2 separate regions of the Homo sapiens genome follow, and region 2 is linked to region 1. A link is a loop called in an ENCODE intact Hi-C map of the cell type or tissue named here. Cell type or tissue: endothelial cell of umbilical vein. All regions are shown on one strand.

The links. A loop is a pair of places that touch in the nucleus more often than their neighbours do. Peaks named below come from ENCODE experiments on the same cell type or tissue, not always from the same donor. Only the 100,000 strongest peaks of a DNase experiment are listed, where the experiment ranks them.
Region 2: a loop joins it to region 1, with 15 times the contacts of the local background. A loop is called at or near these places in 56 of 110 quality-filtered maps.

The regions. Positions count from the first base shown.
Region 1 is chr20:36,753,683-36,756,182 of GRCh38, reverse strand. It overlaps DSN1 (DSN1 component of MIS12 kinetochore complex), which reads left to right. Exons shown (of 11, transcript NM_001145315.2): 9 at 354-501; 10 at 1,333-1,420. Among named protein-coding and RNA genes, the nearest start is that of NDRG3, 8.8 kb to the right of the region's middle. In endothelial cell of umbilical vein, a CTCF peak has its summit at 1,387 (motif pointing right); a DNase peak (open chromatin) is centred at 1,402; H3K27ac peaks cover 319 bases.
Region 2 is chr20:36,611,574-36,614,073 of GRCh38, reverse strand. It overlaps TGIF2-RAB5IF (TGIF2-RAB5IF readthrough), which reads right to left. Exons shown (of 5, transcript NM_001199535.2): 5 at 1,517-2,064. The coding sequence ends at 2,023. RAB5IF (RAB5 interacting factor) reads right to left here. Exons shown (of 4, transcript NM_018840.5): 4 at 1,517-2,064. The coding sequence ends at 2,023. SLA2 (Src like adaptor 2) reads left to right here. Exons shown (of 8, transcript NM_032214.4): 8 at 88-1,756. The coding sequence ends at 208. Among named protein-coding and RNA genes, the nearest start is that of RAB5IF, 7.0 kb to the right of the region's middle. In endothelial cell of umbilical vein, a CTCF peak has its summit at 1,212 (motif pointing left); no DNase peak of the experiment used is centred here.

The sequences.
Region 1 (2,500 bases):
TGGTGAAACCTCGTCTCTACTAAAAATACAAAAAATTAGCTGGGCATGGTGGCAGGTGCCTGAAATCCCAGCTACTCAGGAGGCTGAGGCAGGAAAATTGCTTGAACCCGGGAGGCAGAGGTTGCAGTGAGCCGAGACCTGAGACCGCACCACTGCACTCCATCCTGGGCAACAGAGTGAGACTCCATCTCAAAAACAAACAAACAAACAAAAAAAAACCTTTCTGTTAAGAAGTGAGCCTATAGCTAGCGTAGAGTGGAGGAATACTGATTCAGCTTTATAGGATAATCTTTGGTATCTCTTCCAGAAAATAATTACAGAATCTCTCAAAAGCTCTTGTGTTTTGTTTTTAGAGGATCAACTGAGGCCAAAATTACTGAGGTCAAAGTGGAACCTATGACATATCTTGGGTCTTCTCAGAATGAAGTTCTTAATACAAAACCTGACTACCAGAAAATATTACAGAACCAGAGCAAAGTCTTTGACTGTATGGAGTTGGTGGTAAGTGGGCTCATGTTTATTTAGTTGAGTTATCCAGCTTTGCCACCTTGTAATCCTTGGAAATTAAAAGACCTGGAGAAATGTATAAGTGTAAGTTGAATATGTATATTCAACTCTACCTTAGGAAAACATGGAGAGACAATTAAAAAATAATAAACAAATGAATATATAGTGGTAAATGCTGATGAAGCAGGGTAAGAGAGACAGACAGTATAGGGAGGTTGGTGGGTTGCTATTTTATATAGCAAGGTTATTGAAGGCTCCTCTGAGGTGCCATTTCAACAGACTTGAAGGAAATGAGCCATGAGGACGTTTGAGGGAGTAGTGTTGTGTCAAACCAGGTATTAATAGCAAGCAGATGGCATTTGAAAGGACAATTCAAGGAGAGTTTATTTTCAGAAAGGCTAAATAGAAAGGTATGGGTATTGGAGAACCACAAGGGTTAGTGGAGTAACCTGGGGCTTATAGGCAGTAGAGCTCTTACTCCTCCTAGGACTCAAAGGGAGGAGGGAGTAGCAGTTACTGTGGCATCTAATGGGAGAAAGTCACATGGTTAGCTGAGTTGAGCCAACTCAAGATGACTCGTTCAGCTCCTTCCCACTTAGGCATCCTGTTGGTAGAGGTTACATGGGTCAGCCTCCTGGAGCATAGAGCAGCCTGGAGAAGAATGTGGTGTGACTTTGGAGGAACAAACAGAATTATCTGGCATAAGCATTCCAGGCTGAAAGAACAGCAAGCCCAGAGCTCCTGAGCAAGAGCTTGCTTGTCAGGTTTGAGGAACATCCAAGAAGCCATGGACCTTTACAGCTCACAGCTGTCTTTTTTCTACAGATGGATGAACTGCAAGGATCAGTGAAACAGCTGCAGGCCTTTATGGATGAAAGTACCCAGTGCTTCCAGAAGGTGTCAGTACAGCTCGGTAAGCTTGTCTCTTGAGGGGACCAGAGTTCAGGCTGTTTTCCATGATAGCCTTTGGGATACAAACTGCCCTTCAAAGCCTATGGTCCAAGAGGGTAAGACCTATATGAGGTGATTTGTTTTTCTCCCCACAATAAATAGTATGTTATGGGTACTCAGAGTTGATAGGAAATTTCTAGATGTAAATTCTACAGAAGCACAGTAGACTGAGAATTAAATCCCCATGAAATATGTTGTTGTTTTGGTAAATCCAAGACTTAAGAAATACCCACCCATTGCTTTTTCCCTCTTCATTTCTCAAGAATTCACTAAGTGACACTGACATTACTCCTCCCTAGCTTTTCCTGACCTCCTTCCAGCCCTAAATTATTGGCTATACATACCTTCATTTTCTTTCTTCTTCTACTTTTTTTTTGGGCTGGGGGGGCAAAGTCTCTCGCTTTGTCATCCAGGTTGGAGTGAATGGCACAATGACTGCACAGCTCACTGCAGCCTCAACCTGATAGGCTCAAGCAGTCCTTTCACCTCAGGCTCCCAGAGTAGCTGGGACTAAAAGCATGCACCACCACCACCACACCCAGCTAAATTTTTAATTTTTTTGTAGAGATGGGGTCCCCCTGTTTGTCCAGGCTGGTCTTCAACTCCTGGGCTCAAGTGATCATCCTGCCTCAGCCTCCCAAAGTGCTGGGATTACAAGTGTGAGCCACTGCACCTGACCATCTTGTTTTTTTGGGTTTTTTTGTTTGTTTTTTTTTTTGAGACGGAGTTTCACTCTTGTTGCCCAGGCTAGAGTGCAATGGTGCGATCTCGGCTCACTGCAACCTCTGCTTCCCGGGTTCAAGGGATTCTTCTGCCTCAGCCTCCCGAGTAGCTGGGATTACAGGCATGCTCCACCATGCCCGGCTAATTTTATATTTTTAGTAGAGACGGGGTTTCTCCATGTTGGTCAGGCTGGTCTCGAACTCCTGACTTCAGGTGATCCACCTGCCTTGGCCTCCCAAAGTGCTGGGATTACAGGCATGAGCCACTGCTCCCAGCCTCCATCTTCTTATTGATCACATTGTATTGTGATTGTAGTGGT
Region 2 (2,500 bases), 140 kb after region 1:
GGTTTTGAGAACAGTGCAATTTTGTGTGTAGTGAGTACAGGGAGGAGGAAGAGGCTTCTTGACCCAATTATCTTCCTTTGTCCACAGCTCCCTCCTGTTTTCTGAAGCTGCCACAGGGGAGGAGTCTCTTCTCAGTGAGGGTCTCCGGGAGTCCCTCAGCTTCTACATCAGCCTGAATGACGAGGCTGTCTCTTTGGATGATGCCTAGGCCCAAAGGAGAGGCCAAAAGGGAAACCAAGGCTGCACACCTAGAACCCCAATTCAGCCTCCTGGGCACCCCAGAGGCAAGGCTGTGCACTCAGGGAGGGAGGGTGGGACACAGAGGTGCATCTAGGGTCCCACCTGTACCCTTGCTCTTTCCTCTCTTAGCCCTTAGAAGTCACCTACTTCCTTCCAGTGCCATGATCCCACCTGCGACCTCTAGTGCGAGTGCAGAGAAGGTGGGACCAGGGCCAGGGTTCCAAAAAGAGAATAAGCCTCCTGGGGGGTCTGACCTAGTTAGTTCTTGAGTTTGGGGTTTCCAGTACCATCTGGATGCCCTGCCTGTTGAGCCCCATTCTACATCCCCACCATTAACCAGGCCCCACCCACAAGGTAGAAACAACCCCTAGAGTCAACGAGAAAGTCATTTTCAGAAAATCTACAAGTCTCGTTGAGACCACCACCATACCTCAGAAGGTAGGACTGTGGCCTAGAAGGGAAAGGAAAGCTGAGATGATGTCTTACCGTAGCAGCAGATCTTGGATGGTCCAGGCTCTATGTGACCTCCAGAGCAAAGAGAAAGACTTCGGACAGTCTAGGTCCTCAAATGTCCCCCATTGAGGACAACAGCCCCAGCTCTTTTTCTTTTTTTTGAGACGGAGTCTTGCCCTGTTGCCCATGCTGGAGTGCAATGGCACGATCTCAGCTCACTGCAACCTCCATCTCCTGGATTCAAACAATTCTCCTGCCTCAGCCTCCAGAATAGCTGGGATTACAGGCGTACACCACCATGCCTGGCTAATTTTTTTGTATTTTTAGTAGACATGGGGTTTCACCACATTGGCCAGGCTGGTGTCGAACTCCTGACCTCAGGTGATCCACCCACCTTGGCCTCCCAAAGTGCTGGGATTACAGGTGTGAGCCACGGCACCCAGCCTAGCTCTCAGATCTCTATTTCATTTTGTGGCTTACCATTCCCTAGCACACTGGCCTTGCCATCTTGTGGCCGAATAAAAAATAACACCTCTTAAGTCTAGCACACTGCAGTGAGGCCAGGCACCTCAGTGCTGGGCAGGGGCATCAGAAGGTGCTAAGCCCTCTCTCCACAATGCCAAGACGGAGACCACAGCCTACACCAAATCCAGCCCTTGATTTCCCTGCTGCCTCCATAAACAGAAAGAGGTCTGCTGGATCCGCTAAGGGATCAGGGAGAGGAAGAAAGAGGGATGGGGTGGGAGGCACCCCCTCCAGTGCTCCTACTGGTTCCCAAGCTACAGGTGGGGTGGGAAAGGCTTTATCAGGTATCATCAACAGGTTCTCAATTAAAGATTTGATTTATTCAAGTATGTGAAAACATTCTACAATGGAAACTCTTATTAGATGCTGCATGTACTGTGCTATGGACCACGCACATACAGCCATGCTGTTTCAGAAGACTTGAAATGCCATTGATAGTTTAAAAACTCTACACCCGATGGAGAATCGAGGAAGACAATTTAATGTTTCATCTGAATCCAGAGGTGCATCAAATTAAATGACAGCTCCACTTGGCAAATAATAGCTGTTACTTGATGGTATCCAAGAAGAAATGGTTGGTGATGGATAAATTCAGAAATGCTTCCCCAAAGGTGGGTGGTTTTTAAAAAGTTTCAGGTCACAACCCTTGCAGAAAACACTGATGCCCAACACACTGATTCGCGGTCCAGGAAACACGGGTCTTCCAAGTTCCAAGGGGCTGGGGTTCCCCAACGATCAAGTTCCTGTGCTGTAATCAAGAGGGTCCTTTGGACTGGATAGGGAGCACTTGGGAGCTGTACACCATCAGTCATAATGGATGGCAGTGTAAAAGATGATCCAAATGACCTAGTGAGGAGACAAGCACTGTTCATAGGTCACCTGGCTTAACACAGGCCGATTCCACAAAACAAAAATGCCAGATGAGAATGTAAACACGGGGCACTCTCCAGGGGCTATCCGTTGCACAGTCTGCTTGGGGGGTCTAAATTATTTCACTGAAATCACGCTGTCACTAACAGAACCCAGGACTGCCCTCCTGCACTTGCAAAGGAACTCCTGATAAGCTCCTCCCCTACCAAATGGCAACCCCAGGCCCAGGGAATTGAGGTGCAGATGTGGAAATGATTCAAGTAAAGCATATTACACTGCTAGCAGGTGCTGCGACTACCAATGTGAAAATACTATAACTTGTCAGCTGCATATCAAAGCAGGGATTCTCAAACCTTGGCTACCCATTGTAATCTCTTGGTTCTTTTAAAAAAACATATAGATGCCCCAGCAC